Regions from separate parts of the Mus musculus genome. Here region 2 is linked to region 1. A link is a loop called in an ENCODE intact Hi-C map of the cell type or tissue named here. Cell type or tissue: left cerebral cortex. All regions are shown on one strand. Links, peaks and the distances in the headings refer to the core of each region. The heading gives the core; the rest is flanking DNA. Region 1 holds the start of Cln5 (ceroid-lipofuscinosis, neuronal 5). Region 2 overlaps Slain1 (SLAIN motif family, member 1).

Region 1 (15,164 bases), core at 6,187-11,186:
TTTAGAAATGACAAAAATCTCAGCTTGTCACCTCAAGGCAGCTGGGAAATTCTACTTTTTCCATAGTAATTGAATACGGTTTAGATGAGTGTTGCCTGAGTTTAGCCAGTAGATAGTAGTGGTGTGAAGGTTCTTCACACCACATCCTGAAGACATTGAGGTCAAAGAGGCAACACTGTTGGGTTGGTACGGGTACTGTTACAGATAAACCAGAGGCAGTGGAAGATGGTTCCTTCCTTCTGTGAGGACAAGCCTGCCTCTTCGGGGTTGGCGGAGCAGTGCAGTGTGCGAGCGATCGTCCAGTCATCTGGGCTTGCTTTTGCTTTGTGGGGTTTATACTTTCAAACAATAAAAAGTAAATTCCTGGACAAATAAGATCAAAGATACAAGATGCAAGCCCTGGTTTTTTTCTTGAGTTTATTTTTTTTGTTTTGTTTATGTTTTTTATTAGACTGAACAATAACACAGACTGGTAACATTTGGTGCACAGATACCGGTCTAAAGGCCACAATCTGAAGAGTGCTGGAAAGCCTCCAGTGTATCCTGAGTGAGAACCTAATTCCAGGTCACTTTATCTTGCTAAGCCCTGACATCTGGGCCAGCAGATACGTAGATGAGACTTCTTAAGACACAGTAGTGTACTGATGTCTCAAGAAGCAGCCAGCTATTAGTAAATTAGGAAATTAATAACTGGCATGTTTCTATATTAAAAGACTTTTCCATTATTATGCTAGTGTTAGATAGGAAAACAAAATGAGTTCAACTGATCAAAATACAGGAGCTTGATAGCCTGTCTAATGCCCCTAAAAGCAACATAGCAAGCTAACAAAGGCCCTTGACAAACTTCTGTCCTTTCCAGGAAAGTGTGCTCTCTCTGATGATGGTGGGAGAGAAACCAGAGGACATGCACAGGAAGTCAGAAGGACACTTCACCTAGCCATGTCTGGAGCCAGAAGCTTCCATGGCCTGTACTAAAGAAGCAATGTGTACTGTGCCAGCTCAAAGTCTCAGCAATTACCCAGGAATGGATGGCCTGTACGTACGTCAGGCAAATTCAAGGATGGCAGTTTGTGTTCTTTTAGTCCCAGTGGACACCGTATATGCACTCCGTGTGCCTTCCTGTGCCTACATAGGTGCCCCCAATCTACATACTCCTGGTAGATGAATCACTTTAGAGGTAAGGACATAAATCTAGAGATGTTAAATTGCTTCTGTCACAACAGCCAGCTAGCCAAAAATTTTTCTGTATTTGCCATGGCTAGAGGCACTATTCCAGTAACAGAGTCCAAACAAGGTTTTAAAACCTTGTGAATAGAAAATAGACCTGGAACCTAAGGCGGTAATAACTATAAAAACAGCAATTCTTTAGATGACCCCCCCCCCAAAAAAAAACCCTTAAACTACGAAACAGCACTACTGTAACAGAAAAAGTAGCCCGAGAAAAATGCTACCTTGGGATCAAAGGCTCTCCATAGCTGAGATGGAGTAATTCTCAAATAACGATTACAACCCATTCACTTTGGCCAGTACAATTACGGTTTCTGCTACTCTGCAAGAGTCTTGAAATGTCCAGATACTGCACTTCCAACAGTGAGCCCCAGGGAGGGAAGGTGAATAAAGACACCACTGTAGACACAGCCCTGGAAGAACATGGATGCTGCTGTCTGGAGAGCAGCAGAGTGGAAGTTGTCACAAGTCGGTAAATGTTGTATGTCGGGTAGGTAACGGGGTTTCTTCGTATGTTATTTTGACAAAGGGGGGTTTCATTGGTAGAAACCAATACTCAAAGTTATAAAACAAGTAGAACTGTCTGTGTATAATCACTGTATCAAAAATTTTCAAGAAATTCATCAGAAAATCTTTGGTTGACAAATACGGTCTGAAGGGGCCATAAAATTTTTTTATGGCCAAAGCAAGAGTCTTGTTTCCTTTGGGCCCAAAAATAGATGTTTCATTTCCCAGGTAAATAGGCTCTCCACTGTAAAGAAATATTTTCGTATAGTTTGTTTCTATCTTCTTGAATTCTGTTCCAAATTCAGCCAATTTCTTATATGTCCTTAAGACAAAATTCGAACAGTCGTAGGACTCGAACCACGTCTGGGCCCCTTGTCCTGGGCCGGCTCGGACCGTCCATGTCTCATAATAAATCCCAGTTTCATTGTCCTGCTTCACCCACTCGGCCACTTTGTTAAATGTGTTTCCTAGTTAAGAAGAAAAAAATACCAACAACAAAATAAACTGTTTATAAAAAGTTCCAATGCCATTAAGACCAGAATGGATGAATAAGAAATACTTTTAAAACTTCAAAGCCCACAACAGGATTGCAAGCCTGGCCACGTTTTCTTCCATTCTTAAGGCCTTTGAACTGCAAATACAAGACACAATGGGGGTAGACAGAGGACTCCTAAAATTCTATACGTATTTAAGCTAAGGTCAGCACTACACGGAGAGTGTCAGTATACGTATACCGAAGCCATTCTTCTCTGTTCACATCCTGGCTTCAGAAGCAAAGGAGAAAAGAGAAGCAAGACCCAGAAGTGGGGAAAGAGGAAAGGCAAAGACAGTGTAAGAACAAGGGAAAGGGCAGATGGATGCTTGGTGGGAACAAAGGGCTGCTGAGGGAGCTGCTGCCCTGTCACAGCTAAGCGACATGCATCCTCTCTCACACACGTGAATACCAGCTACCCGCTTCCTCCTGTATTCTGCTTGCTGGGCTGCTACTGATAACGCACTACACAAATCCCTCTAACCCGTCAACCAAACTGGCCACTGTTTGTGCTGGCTTCAGACTCCTTGGTGGCTAAGGCTTCTCCTACCACCTCGAACCAGATCAGAAGAATCTCTCCAAATACTCAAGAGAATGCTGTTTTTTCTGCCCAGTGATGCTCTTACCAGGGCTTTTAGAGATACAACAGATCGAGGCCCCTGAATCTTACTACCAGCAAACCATTCCTGGGCTCCACCAGACTGAGTTCATGAAGAACTCATGTGCTGAGTGATCCCACTGGATTCCTTTACTACAATTAGGGCCACAAAACTGCAGTGTTAGAAAATCTGCTTTAGCATTGGAGGCCTGGCTCTTTGGAAGTCACCTGGAAAAGCTGGACTCCCAAACACTGTGTCCTAACATCCAGACAAGGTCTGGGGAAAGGGTGAATCACAGGCAAGACGAAGAACGCACTTACAAGCTTCAAATTCTAGAAATTAAAGCAGTTTACAGTAAAAGAATGATCAGTGTTTGATAGAATTACCAGCTTAAAGGAGAAGAAGAAAAGAGGTTATGAACTGGGTTGGGATGTAAGATAGAAGCCACTGGCTTTACTGAGTGTTGCTGAAAGAGATGAGCTTTCATGGTTGGGATAAGTGGGTCATGTGAATTAGAAAGTAGAAGGAAGGTCAGAAAAGTGGTGGCCGTGTTAAAAGATGGCAGGCTATTGGGCTGGAGAGATGGCTCAGTGGTTAAGAGCACTGACTGCTCTTCCAAGGGTCCGGAGTTCAATTCCCAGCAACCACATGGTGGCTCACAACCATCTGTAATGGGATCTGATGCCCTCTTCTGGTTTGTCTGAAGACAGCTACAGTGTACTCATATGAATAAAATAAAATACATACTCATATATGTAAAATAAAATCTGAAAAAAAAAAAAGACTGCAGGTTCCATTGTGGCCTGTTCCATCCAGCTCTGTGACCTAAGGAAAGTCTTAGCCCCCACCCCCACCCCCACCCCTACACACACTGAATTTTGAGTTAACACGTCTTAAAGTGTTGTGTAAAAACTAAGAAATAGCCAGATCTTTTCCTCCAGCCCTGGGATCATTAGCATCACAAAGAGTGCTTCCGTTCCAGCACGGTAGACAACCAACTTGTATAAAGTGAGGTTCACACACACAGTATGAGCTGGCCCTGAATTACCCAGAAGAGGCAATGGGCCAGGAAGGTCAATGTGATCCATGGTCGCGTAATAAGCTACCGATAAGAGTTCTGATGGCAAAAGAATCTGCAACATATAATGCCAGGAAGGCAAAATTTGCTGCGTCATCAACTTCCCAATACAAAACAGCAGAAATGTCCTGAAGTTCTTAAAGAGAACTGCCCGCAAGGCTCTCCTACAAGACCAGAATCCCACTTATTGTCTGGATAGCTTTAACCTGTATCTTAGTTTCGCCATCTGCACAATGGGGAGAACTGTAATGATTCTCTCAGGAGATGCCAGTAAGTGATCGAAGTGGAGTGCTCAGAAAAAAGACAGGCCAAGAAACAGCAAATCCTTAGTATTTCTCCCCGTAAAAATAAGTTATAACCACAATTCTTTTCAGACACAGTTAAGAGGCCTCCCTAATAGGGCATTTTATGGATCCCCTAACTGCTATCTATTTGGATTCCAATTTAGCTATACACAGCATCTGTTTCACTCATGTTTATCATGGACAGAGCAGATGAGCCTCGCAATTCCTAGCAAGGCTCTACATCAGGATCCAGTCGGCTCCGTGTGGAATGGAACCGGAAGTACAGACTACAAATGATCACCAGGAGGCAGAACATGGATGGCTGCGATCTCAGTGAAGGAATGGAATCTTCCACTTGCTCACTGGTACCGTCATCAAACCCTACTTACCGGATATGGTTGCAACGACTGACAGTGTCCCGTTTTCCTTCCAGTGTTTATCATCTATTCCTTCAAAAAAGCAGGCTGCCCCTTGGTTACACCAGAAGGGAGCGCTCTTGTCAGGCCGGAGGTGGGGAAATGTACAGTTGCCCAGCTGGAAAAGTTCATACCACTCAATTGTGTAGTTCTTGCCTGTCAGTGTGCTCCTGAATCCCACGGCGTCATGCATAAGTTTCTGTGTAGGGATAACACGTGTGAAGTCGTCTGCGAGGTAACCGTAGGCCCAGGTCACCCACGGGAGAGAGTTTGCTGCCCCACAAATGCTCACCATGCACAACAACCGCTCAAAGGGGCTATACTTCTGTGTCACTATCCTGGTGGTGACACCATGGCCCCTCAAGCTGCAGGCACCCATCACTTTTGTCCTGGCAACTAGGGCTCATTTCAGCACACATGTGAGCTGTGTAAGGACACTTGAAATCCTCTCGAAGCTAAGGAATATGGCAAACATGAAAAGCCTTTGGGACTGTTCCAGAGTGTGCCTGCCTCCCAGAGTGATTCACTGAGCCGGGAAGGGGCCTACAGCAGAACTTGGAGATCAAGAAGTGATTCCTGTCTGTTGTGACCTTCTTCTCATTCCTAGAAGCTGAGTATGCAAGGAGGGTTGAGATTGTTGCAAGGTAACCCCTCCTGAGAACACATGGACTGTCCAAGCCAACAGAAAGTCTGTATTCACAGGCCAAAGGGCTAACCTGGGAAACTTGTCCAGGTGTGTAGCCATGAGCCTTACCAACCTTGGCTTTACACACACACACACACACACACACACACACACACACACACACACACGGTTCATACATTTAGACACTTTCCCAGAATTCTTTACCATGATAGACTGAGTCTTTGCTCTTGTCTCAGCCAGGGTTGGGGTCTACATGCTGAGCTTTTAGGTCAGAAGGCATCAGCTGTGCTAAGGTCTGGGCGCCCACTGCAAGACTCTTCACAGCAAAACAGATGAAGGGCAGGGCACATGCTCCTCATGGCAGCCTTTGCTCTGTGTTTGAGACAGTGGTATCCTGTACCCCAGCTTGACTCTGGAATGGTGATGCTCTTGCTAGGACCTTCCAAGTCCCAAGATTACAGTTGCACAGCTCCATGCCGATCCAGTGGTAACTAACTCTTCCTGACTCCCAACATAAAGGTGCTAGGAACTATATCACAGGCTGCAGAGATGGCTGAATGGGTAAGGGTGCTTGTTATGCAAGCATGAAGACCTGAGTTCAAATCCCCAGCACGCATGTCGTACCTAAAAGCCAGTCATTTCCACTTGTGTCTGTCATCCCAGTGTTGAGGGCAGGAGTTGTCTCACTGGCCAACCAGTTTAGACAAAAATGTATGCTTCAGGTTCAGTGAGGGACCCTGTCCTAAGGGAATGATATGATGAGTGACACCCAGCAGCCTCCAGCCACTTGATGCTTGTGAACAGGTGCACACACACACACATAACCCGCACATACAAAGTTATCAATTAATATGACCTAGTAACCATTTGACTACTCATTTAAGTCAAAGTAATAGCTGAATTACTTAAGTAAAGCTACAAGATCAAGATGCATTCTTACAAAGTGTCCCAGGAGGTCTCCATATTTAAATTCCCAAATCGGGGCTTGTAGTCGTAAGACCTCGATGACGTCATTGTCCTTCATAACTGGGATGGGCGAGCCGGTAGGACAGAAAGTATACTTAGCTTGACAGTAGGGATCTGTCTTCGGACGGAAAGAGAAGCGCCTGGTGAGAAAGAGAACCATCCTCAGAATTGCTCTTCTAACAATCTTAACACGGGGACAAAACCTGATCTAACTTACAGCTATATACCAGTTGTCAGGTGGGAATGTCAATCGGGGCTTCTTTAGAGTCAAAAGACCAGTCAGCCTCCGTCTCCTGGTATTAGATAAAATACTTTGAGATTTACAATCTCTTTCTTGTTTTATTGGGTATTTAAGGTTTTTTTTTTCTTGTGAATATTTTCATGAAAACCAACCTCAACCCTAAACTTTTTTTTCTCTCATATATATTTAGAAGAACCAATTCATGAACAGAACACATGAATATTTAAGTTTGGCAACTGCTGGTTTTCACCAGAAATGCGAGGGCTACTATCATTTCCTGTTTTCTGTCCAGGGTATGTGAGCATGAAGATTCTGAGTTAAATTCCCTAAGACCGCACAGAGGATGAGCAAATGGGACCAGATTTGGTCTGCAGCCTTCAGAACTAAGAACTCCTTAGAGGAACATGCATCATGCCATGAACCCCCCCGCCCCTCATTCTGTTATGCAAAACATATGCTTTCAAAAGCTGCATCTCTTTCCACTTCACTATGCCCACGCCAGCCACCACTCCACCCACCCCTGTCCCCCGCAACCCCGAAGACCGAGCGCTTCTTGTTTCGCAATTCCCCACAGGCTGTCAAAACTTAGCTAAGTCAAAGACTGCGATCACCTCCTCAGGTCCGGAGCCCTACCTACCCTCCAGGTTGAAGTGGACCAACAAGGTGATCCTGACTAGCCTAGGGAGGAAATTCCCCGGGTCAGTCAGCTAAATTCCCCATTTAGCTCAGTAAGGACACAGGGGAGCAAGCAGGCTCCCTGTAAATTCTCCCCAAATGTTATGCAATGGCAGCTAACGATAAGGCATGAAATAATTGCAGTGTTTAAAACATTTTAACCTGCTCTCCAAGTCAGTAGCACCTAAAAGTCACTCCGTGCAGTGATGTCACTCTCCATTCCTCCCAGGACTCTGAACTGCCCAGAACCGGTGAGGATCCCCGAGTTGCCAACTATTTAGGAACTATGCTCTTAGTGTCGCCCGCCCTGTGCCCTGCGTCCCCGGGCGCGCTAAGGTATCGGATCCGCCCTCTCCAAGTCCCCTCCCCGCCCCGCTCCGTCTCACTCACTTGTAGGGCACCGGCCAGCGTTGCCCAGACGTCGGGGACGCGCCCAGAATCGTCGCCAGCCCGAGCAGCGCCAGCGCGAGCGCCGGGCGCCAGTGCGCTCCACATGGCCCCCCGCGCAGCATCCGCGGCTCCCTGAGATCCCGGAGGCTCCGGGGCCCCGGCGTCGGCCTTGCGTGCGCGCCGCCGCGAGGAGCCAGCCAAGCACCAGCGCCGGCTTGGCCGTGTGACCTCCGGGCGCGTGACGCCTCCCCTGTCCCGGCCGGGGCGGGGCGCCTCTGTTCCAGCGCGCGTGCGCTGGACGCTAAAAAGCCCTGTCCTCCCGGAAGGGTGAGACTGGTACTGCAAAACTCACTCCAGCCTGGTGGATGTGTGCTATGCCTCTAGCGCAAAGGTGCTTTCTGCCCTCCCCGCAGCCATCACCAGCCAAACCGTAACAACAATAAAACACTTATGAACTTTCTTGACCCACATGGCCCAGGCCAGTCTCCAACACAAATCTTCTGCTTGGAGACACTGGGTGCTCAGCGGAATTAAAAAATGAGGACATTACAGGAAATGATTGCCCTCTCCTGGCCTCTCTGAGAATGTTGCAAAGATCAGCAATGACAATATGCTTTCCGTGCTGCCATCGGCATCACCAGACTTGGACTGCTCTGCTCCGGTTCTGTCCTCTGCCACACTTAGTATTATCCGTGACTCTTCAAAGCTTAAGACCGACCAATAGAGCTAGGTTTAATCCATTTATCCTCCGGTCCTCCTTTGTCCAGTAAGTGTAAGATTGCTAAGAGCATCACGCCATACGGAATCAGGCTGTTCAGGCCACTGCACTGAGTGATGGCAACCAAGATCACTCACGTACGCTGGAGATGAGACTGGAACAGGCAGTATTTTGGAGATCTCCTAGCAAACCCACTATGTGTATGCACATAGGAGCTGCATGAGGTCTGAACTACAAAGCGAACACGGGATCCTTTTTGCTTGCCAACTCTGAAGCTCAAGAAGAGATAGAAATGTCAGATCCAGAAACCCTTTATCAAAAGTTTTGGACCTATCTGGGTTGTAGTGTGAGGCTGATATTCTCAGAGATTCCTCTGCCAAAGGTTCTAGCTGTTTCGTCCTTGCTGATGTATTTTCCAAAAGGAAAAAAAAAAAAATTAAGTCTGTAAATTTTAGGAGACAAAGTTTCTCAGGGAATGAAAAAAACAGGGTGTCATCATGATACTTTAACGTGTCCTAGCAGGTGATGGCTGGCTTTCTCTTTTTGACTTCAGGATGATAACTAGCCAGGCAAACGTGTTAAGTTCAAGCTCATCTTTGCTTTCTTATTTATAACTCTGTGAACTAAATAAATCACTATTCTGAGAAGGGTTTCCAGGTTGCTAAAGGTTCTGTCAAACACGACATGCTTTTTTGCTTCGGACACACCAATTTTCTAACCACATTTTAATGAAAGAGTAATGATATTTTAACTAGGTTTGTAGGCCTTAGATATACTCACCTGCTTTATAGGTGCTTAACTGCCCTAAACAAATACATCAACTGTATTGTAGCCTCTAATTTCAGATTTTTCTTAACAGTTTTTCTTGCCTATCACAGCATAATGTCAAAGATGCTACAATAGGTCAAAGGTGAGTTTAAAGGTTCAATTTAGGGTTGAATTTAGTAAAGTTAGAAATTGTAATAGTCACTCATGAGGAGAATCGATGGGGGCATCTGTTTTATTTTTTAATTATGTATGTATGTATGTATGTATGTATGTATGTATGTATATATGTATTATTTATGTAGCTGTCTTCAGACACACGAGAAGAGGGCATCAGATCCTATTCCAGATGGTTGTGAGCCACCATGTGGTTGCTGGGAATCGAACTCAGGGCCTCTGGAAAAGCAGTCAATGCCTTTCACCACTGAGCCATCTCTCCAGCCCCCGGGGGCATCTGTTTAATGTATGACACACATGTATGATATGTAAACCCCTAATTCAAAATCAAGAAATTTATAATTTACAATCTTTGACCATTTGCATTGATTCTTTTAGAGTAGTCTTTAAGCTTGAACTGAGTTACTGAATATGAGTTTTTATTTTCATTTTGAACAGTTATGAGTCTTTCTCAAGAAAACCAGCTTCATAACAAACATTTCTCTCTTTCTTACATGATTTGATAAAACATGTTGTCTGGACATGGAGGGACATCTGAAATCCCAGCACTCAGGAGGCTGAGGCAGGAAGATCTACAGTTTGAGACAGTCTGGTCTATAGAGCAATACCTTGTCTCAGAACAAAACCTAAAAAACTGCAACAAAGAAACCAATAAAAGTCCTTTGCTCGGACTCTGACTGCGCTCCTGCACTGTGCTTCAGCAGGCCAAACTAAAATGGAATTCTTGTGCTATCTGTGTGTAAACAAAGTGATTTAAAAATTTTTATGTGTATGCGTGTTTTGCCTGCATGTATGTCTATACATCATGTGCATGTAGGTCCATGATGTACTCAGAAGCCAGAAGAAGTCATCAGATCCCCACAGGACCCCTCTGTGAGGTGAGGTCTGGGAATTGAACCTGAGTCCTCTGTAAGAGCATCCGGTGCTCTCAGCCGCTGAACCTAAACAGTCAAATTATAAAGAAACGAAGAAACCCCCTAAGTTGGAGATTTATAGCAACCAATCAAAAAGAGACTTAAAGTCTGTCGATGTACTACAACAGTCTTTGGTGGTGGTTAATCTTCAGGGCCAACTTAACTACACTAAAAATTTCCACAGAAAACACACTTCTGAGTGCATGTTTGAGAGTGTGTCCAGAAGGTTGGACTGAAGACAGAAGACCCACGCTGAGTGTGTGCAGAACCATGCTGTGGATTTCTTCCTGGACTGAATAAGGAGAAAGCAGGGTGACCACCAGCATTCATATCCCTCTGCTTGGTTACTGCAGTGGCCATATGCCTCATGCATGCATCACCACCATGCCCCCTGCCATGTTAACTATATTCTTAAACCTGACCCAAAATCAACCCTTCCTTCCTTGCGCTGATTCTGTGAGGCACGTTATCATAACAGAGCAATCGATGCATCCTCTCTATCTAAACTCTTCCAATAACCTGATGTTACTTTTTGGACTTCTGTTTTCATTCTCCTGCCTTAGTTACCTTACATAAACCTGTCTCTGTGCCACAGTAACAAATCTAATCTATTTTAGTTGGGGTGCTGGCCAGTTTATGGCTCCCCAATAAAAGCCAAATTTGTGGATATATGTACAAAGTTTGCTGGTATAATCTGATGAATTTAGCTTAAAATTGAATTCCAATACACATAATGGTTCTGAAAGTCTATCTCGGGCCTTAGAGAAGATAAGTTAGAGCCTTTACCACTGAGCCACACCTTATCTTAACTACCCATAACAAAGAAATAAAGGGCACAAACCATTGGTCAAACAAAAGTATGTTAGTGTCAAGGTTTTGACAGAGATGGGATTTGCTAAACATACCCTACAACAAAGCTATGCTGAAAGTGTTCCTTTCTGAATTCGGACCTAAGTGGTGTTGGCTTAGAGCCACTGAGCAGATTTTCAGAGTCCTATCAGGCAGTGACAGAAACAGATCTGACCTCCAGAGCTCAGGACCAGACTGGAGAATGTTGTTTCCCATACCCGCTAGTCTTTATTCTCCTTTTCCTAATGATATCCATCGACACAAATGTCGATGCTGCTGCTCTTCCTTCTACTTGCTATCGATGTCATATGTACGTCTAATCTGGGCTTCTGGCACTAACATTCAGCCATGTGAATCTCATGCCAGGTCAAAGGCTAGAGGCAGCCTTCCAGGTGAGCCACCCACCAGATGTGCAGCCTTCCAGGTGTGCATCCTACCACACATGGTTTTGAGCAGCTCAAGTTAGACTTCTGCTTGGGTGTAGGTTCAGGTTGTTACTAAACATTGTAAACATAGGGTCACAGTGAATTTCTGCTGGAAGACATGGAGCTAATAATTTAATGGTCTGATAAAAAGCATCATTCCCGGAGACTGCAGATTTTATTAATAATAAAAGAACAAATTTCTTCCATATATCTTATGTACAGAAGAAATATAGTTTGTTCTAGCCATATGAAACAAAACAAACAAAAACCAAATTAAATCCATTTGTTACCGTTTCCTGCGGTCATATGAAAAAAATGAGACTTATGTCTCTGGAATTATTTTTATTGTGAGACCCAAAATACAAATACAGAGTGCAACTGCATATTAGCCAATACTACTTTTTCAAGACATGGGACTGTTATAAGACTATAAGGCATTCTTTGCCTCCCAGTTTTGGTGAAGATGAAACAGAGGCCCTCCTGACTCTGTATTCTTAGTTAAAAATACTTCAAGTTCCAGATTTGGAAATTGAGCAATTCAAATTTGTATTGTGTAAAATTTAAAAAAAAAAAAAAAAAACAGAAACAAAAACAAAAACAAAAAAAACCCAAAGACAAAACTGAAAATTGATTGTGTATCAATACTGACATTATTCTTTGAAATAAGTTTCGTGGAAGTTACTATCTACTAGTCCTACAGAGAAGAGAATCCATTTATTACCTTTGCCATTTATTTTAAAGATTATGGTCCCTGACCCAAATCTTAAAAGCTAGTTTATGCTTCTCTGGCGCCCTCTAGCCACAGAAGAGAAAATGACAGGCCTCGTGGAGTCTGTAGTGGGGTTCACTTGGCGCTCAGGGAGCAAAGCTGGAGGCCTCACTCAAGCTAGAGTTTGCGGGCACTCTGTACTTTACCCCAGCCCCAGCTGCCGCGATGGGGCACTCGCGGGCCCAGATGCAGAGACCCCAGAAGCCTGCTGGGGTGCAGGATACTGCAGCCAGGCCTCTACCTGGCAAGCTTCACTGGCTTGCAAAAGTGACAGCCAAGAGCAAGTGCAGGTGCATCTAGGGAGGCTGGACTGTGACAAGGCCCTTGGTTTCTGAAGGTGAGGAGCAAAGCATACCTGCTGCTGCAGCCCCACCCACATCTTCTATTTTTCTCTACTTTGTTCTGTTGACTATAGCCAACACTTGGCCCACTGCCCAAACCCTTGAGAATTGAACTTCAGAGATTAAAGTGGGTAGAAAGGGGTGCAGGGTCATTAAGGGCACAACCAGAAACCATTCCCTGGCACATTTCACAGCCGACCACATACAGCCCTCTGTCTCCTCTCTGCCAACACCTTTCCTCTTTTCTTTCTCTTCCTTCTGTTTCTTTTTGGTGAACTACACATAGCATAAAGCTCACTGCTGTAACTGTTTTAGAGGTGTAAGATCCAGTAGACTACTATGCTGCCCCACCACCACCACCAGTGAGGTCCAGAGTTTTTCCATTGGCCCCAAATGAAATTGCATTCACTAAACGATGACTTTGTCTTGCTTCTTCTGGGTAATTCATAAACAGAGCCATGCTCATATTCATATGTGTGTGTGTATACACACACACCAAATATATATATATATATATATATATCAAATATATATATTTAAAAAATATACACACACACATATATATATAAATATATATATATACCAAATATATATATTAAAAAATATATATATATATTTGGTGTCTAGCTTCTTTTTTTTTATTAGGTATTTTCCTCGTTTACATTTTCAATGCTATCCCAAAGGTCCCCCATACCCACCCCCCCAATCCCCTACCCACCCACTCCCCCTTTTTGGCCCTGGCGTTCCCCTGTACTGGGGCATATAAAGTTTGCAAGTCCAATGGGCCTCTCTTTGCAGTGATGGCCGACTAGGCCATCTTTTGATACATATGCAGCTAAAGACAAGAGCTTCCGGGTACTGGTTAGTTCATATTGTTGTTCCACCTATAGGGTTGCAGTTCCCTTTAGCTCCTTGGGTACTTTCTCTAGCTCCTCCATTGGGGGCCGTGTGACCCATCCAATAGCTGACTGTGATCATCCACTTCTGTGTTTGCTAGGCCCCGGCATAGTCTCACAAGAGAGAGCTATATCTGGGTCCTTTCAGCAAAATCTTGCTAGTGTATGCAATGGTGTCAGCATTTGGAAGCTGATTATGGGATGGATCCCTGCATATGTCAATCACTAGATGGTCCATCCTTTCGTCACAGCTCCAATTTTTGTCTCTGTAACTCCTTCCATGGGTGTTTTGTTCCCATTTCTAAGAAAGGGTAAAGTGTCCACACTTTGGTCTTCGTTCTTCTTGAATTTCATGCGTTTGGCAAGTTGTATCTTATATCTTGGGTATCCTAAGTTTCTGGGCTAATATCCACTTATCAGTGAGTACATATTGTGCGAGTTCCTTTGTGATTGGGTTACTTCACTCAGGATGATACCCTCCAGGTCCATCCATTTGCCTAGGAATTTCATAAATTCATTTTTAATAGCTGAGTAGTACTCCATTGTGTAAATGTACCACATTTTCTGTATCCATTCCTCTGTTGAGGGGCATCTGGGTTCTTTCCAGCTTCTGGCTATTATAAACAAGGCTGTTATGAACATAGTGGAGCATGTATTCTTCTTACCGGTTGGGACATCTTCTGGATATATGAGAGGTATTGCGGGATCCTCCGGTAGTACTATGTCCAATTTTCTGAGGAACTGCCAGACTGATTTCCAGAGTGGTTGTACAAGCTTGTAATCCCACCAACAATGGAGGAGTGTTCCCCTTTCTCCACATCCTCGCCAGCATCTGCTGTCACCTGAGTTGTTGATCTTAGCCATTCTGACTGGAGTGAAGTGGAATCTCAGGGTTGTTTTGATTTGCATTTCCCTGATGATTAAGGATGTTGAACATTTTTTCAGGTGCTTCTCTGCCATTCGGTATTCCTCAGGTGAGAATTCTTTGTTCAGCTCTGAGCCCCATTTTTTAATGGGGTTATTTGATTTTCTGGAGTCCACCTTCTTGAGTTCTTTATATATATTGGATATTAGTCCCCTATCCGATTTGGGATAGGTAAAGATCCTTTCCCAATCTGTTGGTGGCCTTTTTGTCTTATTGACGATGTCTTTTGCTTTGCAGAAGCTTTGCAATTTTATGAGGTCCCATTTATTGATTCTTGATCTTCAGCACAAGCCATTGCTGTTCTATTCAGGAATTTTTCCCCTGTACCCATATCTTCAAGGCTTTTCCCTACTTTCTCCTCTATAAGTTTCAGGCGTCTAGCTTCTTTCTCCAAGACTATGTCTTCAAGGCACACATTTGTAAATTTCATTGTATTAATGTTTCCACAAACAAGTGTACAAACACGCAGACACGTGTGACCCTGTTTTTTATTGCTCTGTGTACATGCCTAACTCCTAATTCTATTGAAAACACTCATCCTCATATATGAGGTCCTCATCAGAGAAACATCTCCTTGCAACAGATGGCGATCATTAAGGAAAACCACAACTGATCAAAGTGACTGTGTGGAGCCCAGTCCCATCTGACACATCCACAATACAACTACTGCACCTCAGGGATCACCATGGAAGACGGGGTGGGACAATTCCTAGGAATGACATGGAAACCACACCCTGGATGTCTTCTTTCTTCCTTCCTTCCTTCCTTCCTTCCTTCCTTCCTTCCTTCCTTCCTTCCTTCCTTCCTCCCTCCCTCCCTCCCTC
Region 2 (15,164 bases), core at 4,959-9,958, 610 kb before region 1:
ACACCTTACTGCGCCCTCGATACCAATGCCTCTGAAGTGCCTCACACAAGGTAAACTGCTGTAGTTCCAGTGATCTCCCACAGTCACTCAGCCTGGAGCATAGGAATCATTTTTACTGATGTTTTTAAAGATTACTATGGGCCCCCACAAAGCCCTAGGAAGTAATTCAAGGACCTCACCCAGTTTCCAACAGTTTTGCAAATTTTTTATTAGAATAATAATTAGGATATCAACAGTGTTATAATCTACCCATTTTATTCAGATTTTTTTCATATACTTATGTATGTACAGGTCAATATTATCTTTCTTATAATTATTGTACTCGCTGCATGCGTGTATGCCACTCACAATACCAAGAATCTCTACACCACGAACCCTTTTGTAGTATCAAAGCCCATCTGCTATCATCTTCCTTCCAGGTCCTTCAGCCCCACCCCCACCCACCAATCTGCCCTACACTTCCCAAGGCCTATAATTTCAAAAGGTTACAGAAATAGTTACACTGCAATCTCTTGTGATTCCCTAGAGCCCACCTAAGGTGACCTATCAATAATCATGTGTTCCTGTTTACTGAGGAGTAACACTCTAGGATATGGATATTCCACATTTTCTTAAGCCTTCATTACCGAAGGGCATCTAAACACACTCCAGCTAGAAGGTGATGGTCTAAATGAGAAATACCCTCCATAGACTCCCACATTTGAGCACTTGGTCTCCAGTTGAGGGTGCTGTCTGGAGACATTTAGGAGCTGTGAGCCCTGCTGAGGGAAGTACAGCACTAGCTACAGGCCTTGAGAGTTCATAGCCTGGCCCTCCTTCTGGTTCACTCTCCTGTTTCCCCTTTGCTGTTAAAGGTGTGATCTCTCAGCTTCCTTCTCCTCTTACCATGCCTGCTGCTTGCAGCCATCCTCCACCATGTCATAGTGGACTCTCACCCTCTGGAACCATGAGCAAAATAAACTCTTTTTTCCTTAAGCTGTCTGTGCATCTGATGTTTAACCACAACAACAGAAAAGTAACAGATACAAGCTACTGCAAATAAAGATGCTGAGAACCTTTGTGTGTCAGTTTTTAACCTACTGCTATGAGCAGAATGTTCTGGAATGCCTACAGTCTCCATAGATCAATGATGCTGAGAGTTGGCCTAACACCTCCAATGTTCTTCAGCACTTAAGGGACATGTAACTCTTCCAACTACAAAGGAAGCTGATATGAAACAAAGAATCCGCTTGTCTGCCTACTCCCTGGGAAAGGTTCATGACTCTCCAGCACTTATTGTCTAAGTGGGGAACCTGGGGTCCCTCAATTAAAAAGAACATACTCTCTTCTTGCAGACGAGCCATGATCTGAACATCAGTAAGGTCCTGTAATTTATATCCCATGGATATAGAGTCATCCTCCAACTCCGAGGTACTCAGCTCACTGTCGATGGATGACTGCGGACTAAGTGGAGAGCCCCTGGAGGTATAACCTAAAACACAGAGGAAATACATTATTATTATTGAAATCATAAGTATACATGTGTTATAACTCATATACAAGTGGCATTTTCCTTGTTTACATGTCACAAAAGACTGACATGACACCATTTGACAAACAATAAATATATCTTTACTTGTTTATAAATTATAAGTATAAAACAATTTATTTATTGTTTTCTTTTTTCTCAAATCCAACTTCTAGAATGAAAGCAAAATCATTCGATACTGCCTACTAAAAAATTCGTGCCAAAATCTAAGAGAGCAGTGTTTGAGGACACACACACACATGCTAAGAAAACTGTGCATACAAAATTTATATGTATATAAATGCATACATGTACATATAATATATGCATATATGCATACTTTTAATTGATAATCAGATGACTGTCTCTGGCAATAACTGATTATATATTTCACAATTAAATTTAACACAGTCCATGTTTAGTGGGCAGACACAGTAGTGTCATAAATGGAAAATGGCATGCATAAAAGAAACATTTATATAAAATCATACACAACTTCGTAATTGTGACCAGTGAACTATCACAGGAGGCTTGCTGATCCCCAGGGAAAAATAGTCAGTGGGATAATCTAAAGGAACCAAAGAGGAAAGGAGTCGAACGAAAGAGCAACTTTTCAAATGTTATTTCGATGGATTCACACCAATGCTGAGACAAAAAAGGCAATGGTGAAGAGACTCTAATCTCATAAAGATCCAACATTGCTTCTGCTGAGGCCTGGATTCAAAAACCTAACAGAAAACACAAACTCTAGAAAATGACATAAAGTCATGTAATCTTTTTGTTTGTTTGTTTGTTTTGTTCTTGTTTTTCGAGACAGGGCTTCTCTGTATAGCCCTGGCTGTCCTGGAACTCACTTTATAGACCAGGCTGGCCTCAAACTCAGAAATCCTTCTGCCTCTGCCTCCCGAGTGCTGGGATTAAAGGCGTGCGCCACCACGCCCGGCAAAGTCGTGTAATCTTGAAATCAGTAAAGAAATACCTCAACCCAGATCCCATCCACGTCAAGCATTCGGAAACGCGTACCTACATGGCGCTTTCGCTAGAGAGGGCAATCTACCAAACACAACCTAGCCAAGCAGTGAACAAGCACACGGACGGACGCATGCGCTTTCCGTACACAGAGGAAGCGTGCAGCATAACCTCTCAGACACTAGATCACCCTCGGGCTTTCCCACGGCAGATGGACGTGTGTGTCCTGTTTCATGGCTAAGTAGCAAAGCAAGCAGCTGGTCAGGAATTGAAATATTACCTGTTCTTTCAGGTGTTAGTATTGCTTTGTTGGAGGTTTTAGAGGAGCTGGGAGTACTAATGCCATTGCTATAAGGGCTGAGTCTTGCAACAGGGCTATAAGGGAAAGCCAGGGAGGCAGGTGAAGAGAAGAGACTCCGCCATCGGCTCGCTGTCACGGAAGCAAAAACAGCAGCAGTTAGCGCTACACAGGCAGATGCTGGTTCATCAGGGGGAAAAGGAGACTTTTTTTTTTTTTCAAGAAAGGAAAACAAAGCAACTTTTCATACATTAACTGACTTCCATTTATTTAAGGAGAATATGTAAAAACAAGCCATTTATGAGTTAGGCCCCATTCACACAACTACTGAGAAATAGCAAGTCTGCCTCATTCTGATTAAATGCAATATAAAAGGGGAAATTCAGCCTTCCACGTTAGAAGTATTTTCTATTTCTGAGTAAAAATTAAGTGTTTTGTGATCACATAAAACAATATCAAAGGGGGAAAAAAAACAAGAAAACTTGAAATTTCTAAAAGTTTAAGGACATGTTCTTAATAGTAAATGTTCAGAGCCCTAAATATTATCTGGTCTACTTTCAATGCAGTTAATTTCAGAACATACTGATCAAAAACTTTTATATAGATACATCTTTAGAGATGGGAGCAGTTAGGAGCGCTTGTAGCTCTTGCAGAGACCCCGTGGTTCTGCACGGTGGCTCACAACTATTCAGAACTCCAGTTCTGGATGAGGTTCGGAGCTCTGTGAGCAACAGGCATGCACACGGGACGCATGCATACACACAGGAAAAACACTCACACAAATTAAACAAATTCATTCTTAAAAGACAAGACCAACCCTGAAAAGCATCCAGGGCCTTTCTACGGTGCCTGCTAAGGGGCACTCGCCCACCACCGAGAAGTTTGTGAGGTGGCCCCTGGGATGGGGAGCATGGAGAATGTGGGCAGTCAAGCAAACAGTAAGCTGGATCCTTGAAAATCCCACTAAGGTCATTTAAAAGAGCAGAACTGTTTCCGCCTCCGTCCAGCGTCTTAAGAGATGAGTACTATTTCAGTCATGTAAATATGATTTTACTTCCTATAGAGGTGAGGGAAGCCAGCCAAGCAACTATATTCAGAATCCTCAGGTTGCCTGGGAGACGCTGTCATGAGGTCTGGTTCCTAATTGACACAGATCTTGTGAGTCCTTTATTCTACTTGTATGCCTGTGCTCCATCAGTTCTTACTGAGTCGGAGCAGACATGGACTCTCAGAACTTGACCCCATCCCCACCCCCAATATACCATGAAATTGCAGTTAACACACATGAGGTGGTTGCTCTTACCACCTTCAATCTCAATTGCAGGGTATCTGTCATTACAAATTCTGTGTACAGAAGATAAAGCCAATAGTCCTTTGTGACTGCTAACTTGGTGGACAGACAATGATATTTTATATGAGTTTGATCTTGCGCCAGGCCAATTACAATGACTTCGTGTTCTCATCCACAGATGCAGGGGGACAACACATCACAAGCAAACAGCATCCATTATTCTACACAATAACTACAGTGGCCCAGCCTTCCTGCACAATGGCACAGTTATCGCAGCTATGACAGCAAGATCACAACTAGGAACAGATAGCATCTATTGCAAGCAAGAACACTACATTGTTCTTCAGAAAGGAGCTGGGTATTTGGGCAGAGGGAGGAGAATTATTATAAAGGCAATCTCACAAAACAATGTTGCTCTATTAATGCCCACGGCTCTGCTGTGGAGGAGAAGGGGAGGGAGCAAGAGGAGGAAGGGACACTTCCTCTCCATTCCTTTCTGCGGAGCTAAGGATCCACACCAGAAACAACTTCCTAAATAACAAACAACACAGGACAGTTAAAGGGGCAGTTTCATTTGGTTGATTTGTTTGCTTTGGAGTTTGTTTTTGTTTGTTCTTTTGAGACAAGGTCTTTCCCACAGGACATGCTGGCCTCAAACTTACTATGTAATTGAGGCTGGCCTTGAACTCCTGGTCCTATTTCTCTGGCCAAAGTGCTGGAGTTACAAATGTCTGCCGTCATACCCAGCTAGCAGAGTGGACTTTCTTAATACAAAGATGTTAACTTGTTTGATTCTTAAAGATGCCCAAAATGACCCCAAGAGGAGGAAGACAATCTTCCCAAGGCAGAAACAGGATTGGCTGCTCTCCAATGATTTTCCTTCACTCCTATTCTACAAAAGGATTCGTTGTAGGAACTCCTGGACGTGACGTGAAGTGTGCTTTTTACTGAATTCCAACCCCTGCCGGAAGGAAAGGCCGACTGTGCTCAGTCATCTGCTCGCTTATTTTCTGTGCATCTTTAAGTTTTCCAATTTAAAATAAATATTAGTGAAGTTGTTTTATACCTTCTCATACATACAAGAAAAAAAAAATCCTACATAAGTCCCTCCAGGGATCACACTAAGACAATCCTGGGAAGATATCAGGCAGTTATTGCTTTCAGAAAAAGACGTCTAGCTTCTGCAGCCCACTGCCACAGTTATTGTGTGGGTGCATGACAGAGAAATTCCCGGAAAAACTGATAGTCCATCAATCAGCTTTGCCTAGACTCACACACACACACACAAAATAGGGAATATTCAAATTTTACTGAGTATATGTCTCTGCATAATATCAAAGGCAAACTGAAGAATCAATATGATCTAATTCACATGAAAGAGAAGCCTGATCTAACTAAAATCTCAGTGACATCCTCGGAGGAGGTCAGTTCTGCACGAAACAGAGTTAAAAACTCAAGAAATACGGGGCTAGAGAGGTGGTGCAGGCCTGAGCTTTGTTCCCAGCCCCGACACCGGTGGCTCACAACCACCACCTCAGCCCCAAGGGATCTGATGCTCTCTTCAGGTTTCCACAGCTTCACACACATGGTACACAATCCCAGACTCCCACATCACATAAAGAACAACGTAAGAAAACAACTAATGCGGCCAAGTATTCTATAAACCGCCGCACTCATACTGTGTGCTCATGTGCAGATGACATCCTTTCAGCCACTTGGGATCCGAGCTGAGGGCAGTACACACAACGTGAAACATGTTAAACTAATGTCTACTTACTTTAAAACCAGCCTACCGTTCCTACTCTGACAGCTACACTATTTTATCCAGTACCTTAAACTTAAAATAACAGTGTTCAGCATAATGTCTTTGAAGACAAAGGTGAATATAATTAGACATTTCAAGCCAGTAATAGGTTCAGTGAAAGAAACGTGCCTGTAGAACACTCCCCCACACTCATAAGAAACAACTAACTCCCTGAATTCATCAGTATTAATCTTGTGACCCCACCCCCACCCCAGCTAATGATTTTTATATTACTATTGGTGAAGATCTGTGACTGGGAAAACCAACCTGTAAAAATTAGCTAAAGGGGAGTCACTGAAGAATTCTGGGGCACACAGTTAAAATGAAAACTCCAGCCAGTTGATAGTAAACCACACAAAAACGCAAGCAGGCTTCCTCAGTCTTGAAAAATAAACATCTTCTAAAATCTCCAAAAGGGCCCAGACCTTCGATCCTTACAGGCACGCTGCTTCGGGTGCCCGACATCTGTGCTGTTTAGTCAGGTGGAGTGCCCAGGGAGGACAGAGCTTTGATCTTTCTAGGAAAATCTATCTGTCAGCACCACTTCACATTTCTAACCTCCACTTCATCCTTTCCGCCTTCTTACTACACTCACACATACAAGGCAAAGCTGTAGCACGCAGACACTATGTCAACTCTTAACCCACTCGTCTCCTAAGCACCCTCAGAGAAGTCAGGTGACCTAGAGTCAGTGTCACCCCAGAAGGGCAGAATGATCCTGTTCAAACAGGCTTTCTAAAAGAGCCTAGCACTGGCTCCTCAAAGTTTACACAGACCCACTTTCTAAATAAGTCATGATCTTGTGACTCTTGCTCATGGCTTCTCTTCTTGACCACCTAAAATGTACTCTCCCTCAGTCTTCTACAGTTTAGCCTTGTGGGGCTGACCAAGTGTCACTTCGATATCTGTATGCAAATGGCCTGTGCAATTCTGGAGCGAGAGGAGAGACAGACACAGAGAGAGACAGACAGGGTGGTGGGGAGGAAGGAAAAGAAATGAAAGAAAAGCTACAGAATGTCTCAGACCATCACTATTTACAAAACCCGTCCAGAGCCATTCAGTATTTGCCAAGAGATACAGAAAGCACTGACGGTCAGTCTCCAGTGGCGACTGACTCCTCCTCACAGAAACACACGGAGGTTCTCCTGCTCCCTCCCATGCGGGGAAGCCTGCTGAGCCCGTATGCTTCCCCCCCACCCCCGCCTTTGAAAAATCACTTCTCCCCTCCCTTGAACAGGCACCCACTATCACACTGTAGAGTGCCGGATGCCACAGCCACTGAGATGAATAAAATATGGGGAATGCTCGCCCTCCTTCCCACTCCAGTTTCTAAATAGTAGCTACCGCAGAAGAGAGGCAGGCAGGCAGGCAGGCAGGCAGGGAAGTAAGGCCTTGCAGGAAGCACAGTGGAGCAGAGTGAGGAACACAGTCAGAATGAAGCTCACACCGGGAGGAGTTTCCAACAGAAGGCATGATGTTTAAAAGGGCCCTTGGCAGCGGAGGAGCCTTTGTGTCGCAAAATGCCCTCCTGGGATGGAGAAGAGCAGCAGAGGTGCAAAGGCATAAAAGAGCAGCTTCCAGCCTTGAGTGACAAGTGTCCATTTAGGCCTCAGCTGAGGGACACGCTGGTAGAACTAGGGAGTCCCTGACGACACTGACTCGTACACTGTATATATACACGGTTGGATTCTGACAGATAGAGAGGCACAATTAGATCTGTATCTTATGACGACAGCCATGCAAATGAACTAAAGACATACAGACTGATGGCCAGGAGGACAACTGTGGAGACTTCCCAGCAGATTCAGGAAGGCACAGTCCTCACTAAAGCATGCTCGGAACATCTGGTCAGATGGGCACAATGAGCTATCAGCTGGGCTCAGGTGGAGACATCTACCACCCAGGGAACATGAGAGTGGAGAAAGACGAACGCAGTCACACCACCCACTCAAACAAAGAACACAAGACGCACATGCCAAAACCAAAGCTGAGCTCAGCTGAGATGGTGCAGGACAGGCTCCGAGTACAGACTTAGCATTCAGGAGTGGACAGCAGACAGACACAGAAAAGTACAGCAAACAGGTGCTAGATGAAGGGGAAAGACATAGACAAAAAGACAAGGGATTAAAGGGACGGCTAATTAAGAATGGATATTTGGAGGGCTGGAGAGATGGCTCAGTGGTTAAGAGAACTGACTGCTCTTCCAAAGGTCCTGAGTTCAATTCCCAGCAACCATATGGTGGCTCACAGCCATCTGTAATGGGATCAATGCCCTCTTCTGGTGTGCCTGAAGACAGCTACAGTGTACTCATATAAATAAAATAAATAAATCTTTTTTAAAAATGGATATTTGGAGTCAAGATTTTATAATCCAAGAACTTGAGAGGCTGAGGCAGAGGAATTATCATGAATTCCATGGAAACCAATGGGGGAAAGTGGTAAGAGGAAAGAATGTATGGAGAATCCGTCAAGGAACCTGAGAAAGGCCACCTTGAAGGGTGAAGAGGCTCAAAGAAAAAAACGGATATAAGACAAACACACAATAAAGCAAGACAAGAGAATAGTAGGGAATGGTCTGCATAGGAGCTATAGCCCCTGTCAGAGGGATGTGGCAGAGGAGAACTAGGAAAAGGCCAGGGCAAATCAGACCCCAGCGAATACAAATTACAAAGCAAGCCAGAGACACTAGTACGAAGAGATGGAGCAGATAGGAGATGAAGAAAAAAGTCTTTAAGGAGCGCTTGCTTACCAAAAGTGAGGAGATATATGAGCTGGGGGGCAGGGGGACCTCAGAGATGAGGGAAGGGGTGGTGTGCAGGAGGAGCAAGTGCATCTACGGCTCACAGAGACTGTGAGAAGGGGAGCATTGCAGAGGGAAGGAAGGCAAACCTGCTAACCAGAGGCATGGCAGACAGGGAGGAGAAAGGGGCACAGCCTCGGAAAGGGGCTCACAGGAGATGAACGTGAGTCATAAGGACCTGTTATGTGTAAACTAGAGAGCAATAAATATTATAAGAAGGCAGAGGCTGGCATAAAGGGTTTCTCCCAGCAATGGTCTAGTTGTCAGTGCTGGGGGCTGAATCAAGGCCCTTGCACACAGAAGCAAACTCTCTGCACCGACTACACCCCTACCCAATGCACAGTAACCCTCTGCACTGACTACACCCTACCCAATGCGCAGTAACCCTCTGCACTGACTACACCCTACCCAATGCACAGTAACCCTCTGCACTGACTACACCCCTACTCAATGCGCAGTAACCCTCTGCACCGACTACACCCCTACCCAATGCACAGTAACCCTCTGCACTGACTACACCCTACCCAATGCGCAGTAACCCTCTGCACTGACTACACCCTACCCAATGCACAGTAACCCTCTGCACCGACTACACCCCTACCCAATGCACAGTAACCCTCTGCACCGACTACACCCCTACCCAATGCACAGTAACCCTCTGCACCGACTACACCCCTACCCAATGCGCAGTAACCCTCTGCACTGACTACACCCTACCCAACGCGCAGTAACCCTCTGCACCGACTACACCCCTACCCAACGCGCAGTAACCCTCTGCACCGACTACACCCTACCCAATGCACAGTAACCCTCTGCACCGACTACACCCTACCCAATGCACAGTAACCTTCTGCACTGACTACACCCCTACCCAATGCACAGTAACCCTCTGCACCGACTACACCCCTACCCAATGCACAGTAACCCTCTGCACTGACTACACCCTACCCAACGCGCAGTAACCCTCTGCACCGACTACACCCTACCCAATGCACAGTAACCCTCTGCACCGACTACACCCCTACCCAATGCACAGTAACCCTCTGCACTGACTACACCCTACCCAATGCACAGTAACCCTCTGCACCGACTACACCCTACCCAATGCACAGTAACCCTCTGCACTGACTACACCCCTACCCAATGCGCAGTAACCCTCTGCACTGACTACACCCTACCCAATGCGCAGTAACCCTCTGCACCGACTACACCCTACCCAATGCACAGTAACCCTCTGCACTGACTACACCCCTACCCAATGCGCAGTAACCCTCTGCACTGACTACACCCTACCCAATGCGCAGTAACCCTCTGCACCGACTACACCCCTACCCAATGCACAGTAACCCTCTGCACTGACTACACCCCTACCCAATGCACAGTAACCCTCTGCACCGACTACACCCCTACCCAACGCGCAGTAACCCTCTGCACCGACTACACCCCTACCCAATGCGCAGTAACAACAGTCGGGAATGACTGCCAACAACAACAACAGGACAGAAGCAGCTAACCATGGAAAAGTAAAGAGATTGCTTAGAAAATGTGGTTCAGCATATCTCAGGGTTAATCTTAATATGTAAACATCAGTGAGACATCTGAAGATGTTATCAAGTGTCTGTCTTATGATTACCTTCAAGTTTTTTGTCTTATTGGCTCAAGTTTATACAACTGATATTTGGTGGACATGTTGTTAATGGAATTGTCAAAATCCATAAGAGAAACAAAACGAATGCAAGTGATGGAAGATAACCCCACTATGACTTCAGGTAAAAGTAAGGACAGTCACACAGTGGGCTAAAGAGGACTCCCTACCACAGATGACAACAAACGGCCAGTCCACAGATGACAACAAATGGCCAGTGTGCCAGTGCGCCTTTTTTTTTTTTTTAAGAAAGCACCAACTAATAAATACTTCAGTTTTGCTGGCCTTAATGTTGGAGTCATAGCTACTTCTGAGATTACAAGAACAGCCCAGATAATATATACATAAATAAGGCTATGTGAAAGAGAAACTTCCCACGCACACAGTGAAAGTTGAATCTAGTAGCATACTCGCGGGCTGTGAAGTATTCTTTTGATTTTCTTCAACCATTTAAAAATGTGAAAGGCATCCTTTGTTCATGGCCACGCACTGGGAGAGACAGCATTTCGTAAGTCAGATCCTCAGAGTAACAGTGAGGGCTGACTCCGCCCAGGGAAGCAAGTAGGCGAACTGCAGATCCTCACACCTGCCTCCATTTCTCCAAGTCCAATCCCCAATCTCATCCATGGCTCTGCAGCAGAACACCTATCATAGACGCCCCTTCCTCCTTGCCTCCAATTCCAGTGGACTACACAGCTCTTACCCTCCTAACATCCACTGTGGCTCTCCCAAGCGCCACCTGCAGCAAGCACTCCTTGGTTACCCAGGCCACTTGTGGAAGAGAAGCCTGTAGGCTGACGACAGAGCTTCACACCTCCCACCATTTCTCCAAGACCAATCCCCAGTCTCATCCCCAGCTGTCCAGCAGACCTTCCACAGGGCCCTCTCCTCACCCCATCCCGTTCCCAGGGGAGTAACTACCAGACCCTGCCAGCCAGCTTTCCTTAATCCAGTAATGACCCCCACAGCTCCCAGTGCATCCAAAGTCTCAGGTCCCAGAACCACATTTTACCTGGAACCCAAAGTGCCCAGATCTATCAGGAGCCCATTGCTATAGACAACATACAGCCACCACATTCTCCTAAAAACCAGAGAGGAAACAAACCAACAAACAAAACCCCCACCCAACAAAGACAAGCCTAGCTACCAGCACCTAGAATCTCAATCTGGCCAATCCCAGACGCCCAGATGCCATCGTAAGAACACAATGAATGAGCAGCCAGGACAGCATGTCTCTGTTAGAGCCCAGCAATTCCACCACAGCCGGCGCTCAACAGTAAAGACCTTAAAAACACCCTTTATGAGCATGATGCAAGTGTTTAAAGAGGAAATGAATAAAGACATCCAAGGCCTGAACGTGGAAATAAAATCAATAAAGAAATCCCAAGCTGAGGGAAATCTGGAAAAATAGAAAAGAATTAGGAGCTCAAACAGGAACCACAGAGGCAAGCGCCACTGACAGAAAATAAGAGATGAAAGAGAGTCTCGGGCATGTTAACACACAATACAATGGTCAAAAACAAACAAAAGTTAGATCTTAAAACCTCCTGGCACAGAACATCCAGAAAATCTGGGACTATGAGAAGACCAGATCTAAAAACATTAGAGCTAGAAAAAAGAGAAGGTGGTCAGCCCAAAGGTCCAGGAAATATTCTTAACAGAAATATAGAAGATTTCCCTAACCCAAAGAAGTAGATCCCAATTAAATTATAAGAAGCATGCAGAACACCAAACAGACTGGACTAGAAAAGAAAGTTGCTTCAGTACATGACCAAAACACTAAATGTACAGAACAAAGAAAGAATACTAAAAGCTGCAAGGGAAAAAGGCCAAAAATGTATAAAGACAGACACATTAGAATTACACCTGACTTCCCAGTGGAGAATAAAAGCCAAAATGCCCTGAACAAATGTGCTGAAGATTCTGAGAGACCAAGCACACAGGAAGCCCAGACTAATATAACCAGAAAAGGTTTCACTTACAATAGATGGAGAATATAAGACATTTCATAATAAAACCCAAATCAAGCAATATCTACTTACAAATCCAGCCTTACAGAAGGTGCTAGAAGATAAAGTCCAACCTAAAGAAGTTAACTACATCCCAAGAAAAATTGAGACTAATTCCAGACTAGTAGCATCACAAGACGGGAAGCACATATACACATACATATTACACACACTCCCACACACACAACTCCCAGACACACACACACACAAACACACACACACACACACACTCATACACATTCTCACTCTCACACACACACACATACATACACCACACACTCACACACACACTCCCATACATACCACTTACCAAACTTAAACCAAGATCAGATAAGCAATTTAAGCAAACTACAAACCACAATAGAATCAGTCATTAAAAGTCTCCCATTTAAAAGAGCCCAGGCCAGGTAGTTTTAGCACAGAATTCTACTGGACAAAGAAAAGTTAATGCCAATACTCCTCAAATTATCCCACAAAACAGAAACAGAAAGAACATTTCCTAATTCATTTTATGAGGCCACAGTTACTCTGATACCCTAACCATACAAAGACCCAGCAAAGAGTTACAGACTAATTTTCCTTATGAGCAAAGACGCAGAAATACTCAATAAAATACTTGAAAATCAAATCCAAGGGCACATCAAAAAGATCATAGACCACTATAGACCACTGTCAAGTGGGATTCAACCTAGAAATGCCCAGGTGGTTCAACATACGTATATTGATAAATGTAACCCACTCTAAAGGCAAACCGAAAGACAAAGAACATATGATCATCTCATTAGGTGCAGAGAAGGCTTTTGATAAAATTCAGTACACGATTAATATCTCGGAGATATTAGGGATAGATACTAGGGCCATGCAAGTTCATAGTCAACATCAACTTAAATAGAGGGAAACTCAAGGCAATTCCACTAAAATCAGGAACAAGACCAGGCTGTCTACTCCTCCATACCCATTTTGTACAGCACCTGAAGTCTTAGCTAGAGAGATAAGACGCCTGAAGGAGATCAAGGAGATACAAATTAGAAAGGGAGAAATCAAAAAGTCATAATTTGCAGGTGATATTAGAGTATGCAGCCCTAAGAATTCCATCAGGAAACACCAACAGCTGATAAAAATCTTCAGCAACGTAGCTGGGTACAAAATTACCTCACAAGAATTAGTAGCTTTCCTATATACAAAGATTTCTGATATAGGAAAAAAAATCATTCACAATAGCCTCAAATAATATGAAATATCTTGGTGTAACCCTAGCCAAGCAAGTGAAAGATTTGTGTGATTAAAAATTTCAAGACATTGAAGAAAGAAATAAAAGAAAAGATATCAGAAGATAGAAAGATCTCCCATGCTTATAGATCCGTGGGATTAACATAATAAAAATGGCCATCTTGCCGAAAGCAATCTACAGGTTCAATACAATCTCCATAAAAATTCCAATACATTTCTTCACAGATCTTGAAAGGGCAATTTTCAGCTTCATAGAGAAACACAATAAAAATCAAGATAGCTTTAAAAAAGAAAGGAAAGGAAAGGAAAGGAAAGGAAAGGAAAGGAAAGGAAAGGAAAGGAAAGGAAAGGAAAGGAAAGAAAAGAAAAGAAAAGAAAAGAAAAGAAAAGAAAAGAAAAGAAAAGAAAAGAAAAGAAAAGAAAAGAAAAAAAAAGAGACCAACTGCAGGAATTATCACCATCCCCAGTTATAGAGCTGTAGCAGCAAACCTGCATGGTGCTGGAGCAAACAAGACCCAGACATAAATCCACACACCTAGGGACCTGAGTTTTGATAATGAGGTCAGAAATACACACTGGGAAAAAAAGACAGTATCTTCAACAAATGGCGTTGGTCAACCTGAATGGCTGCATGTAGCCCAGTGGTTCTCAACCTTCCTAATGCTGTGACTCTTAAATACATCTTGTGGTGACCCCAGCTATAAAAAGTATTTTGGTTGCTACTTTGTAACAAATTTGCTGTTATGAATTGTAGTGCAGATATTTTTAGAGATAGAAATTTGCCAAAGGGGTTGTGACCCACGGGTTGAGAAACACTGATGTAGAAGACCCAAATGGATACATACTTATCACCTTGAACAAAACACTACTTCAAATAGATCAAAGACGTCAACATAAAACCAGACAAACTAAATTCGATAGAAGATCAAGAGGGAAACAGCCTTGAACTCACTGGCACAGGAAAGGTTTTCTGAACAGAAGGGTGTTAGCACAGGCACTAAGATCAACAACTAATAAATGGGGGCCTTGTGAAACTGAGACAGTTCTGTAAGGCAAAGGACACCATCAATCAGACAAAGCAGCAACCTATGGAACAGAAAAAGATTCTTATCAACTACATAATTGAGAGAGGGCTAACATCCAAAAGATATTAAAAACAAAACAAACAAAAAACCAACCAAAAAAAAAAAAACCCTCAGGAAACTAGATAATCAAGAAAGCACATGACTCAAGTATGGCCACTATGGTCAAGTATGGCCACTATGGAAACCAGCATGACAGGTCCTCAGGAAGATGGAACTCACTCTATCTCAAGATCTTGTTATACCACTCTTGGGCACATACCCAAAGAGACACTTGCTTAACCATGTTCACTGTTGCTCTATTAGTGATACACAGAAATCAGAAAGGACCTAGATGTCCCAAACAGTAGAATCAATGAATAAGGAAAATATGGTACAATGGAGTATATTACTCAGCCATTAAAAAAAAAAAAAAAAAAAAAGACACCAGAAAAATTGCAGGGAAAGGGATGGAAGTAGAAAGACCATGCCAAGTGAAGTAGCCCAGACCCAGAAAGATCAATATGGTATGTTTTTACTTATACATGGA

Evidence for each region. Peaks named below come from ENCODE experiments on the same cell type or tissue, not always from the same donor. Only the 100,000 strongest peaks of a DNase experiment are listed, where the experiment ranks them.
Region 2: a loop joins it to region 1, with 3 times the contacts of the local background. A loop is called at or near these places in 10 of 42 quality-filtered maps.

What each region holds. Positions count from the first base shown.
Region 1 is chr14:103,062,865-103,078,028 of GRCm38, reverse strand. Cln5 (ceroid-lipofuscinosis, neuronal 5) reads right to left here and starts at 7,813. Exons shown (of 4, transcript NM_001033242.1): 1 at 7,562-7,813; 2 at 6,230-6,395; 3 at 4,617-4,842; 4 at 399-2,201. The coding sequence starts at 7,683. The coding sequence ends at 1,690. In left cerebral cortex, for the core only: CTCF peaks have their summits at 7,914 and 8,113 (motif pointing left); DNase peaks (open chromatin) are centred at 6,866, 7,113 and 7,779; H3K4me3 peaks cover 1,904 bases; H3K27ac peaks cover 1,557 bases.
Region 2 is chr14:103,671,976-103,687,139 of GRCm38, reverse strand. Slain1 (SLAIN motif family, member 1) reads right to left here. Exons shown (of 7, transcript NM_198014.3): 3 at 1,322-1,471. Among named protein-coding and RNA genes, the nearest start is that of Slain1os, 20 kb to the left of the region's middle. In left cerebral cortex, for the core only: no CTCF peak of the experiment used is centred there; DNase peaks (open chromatin) are centred at 6,608, 7,176 and 7,785; H3K4me3 peaks cover 694 bases; H3K27ac peaks cover 3,884 bases.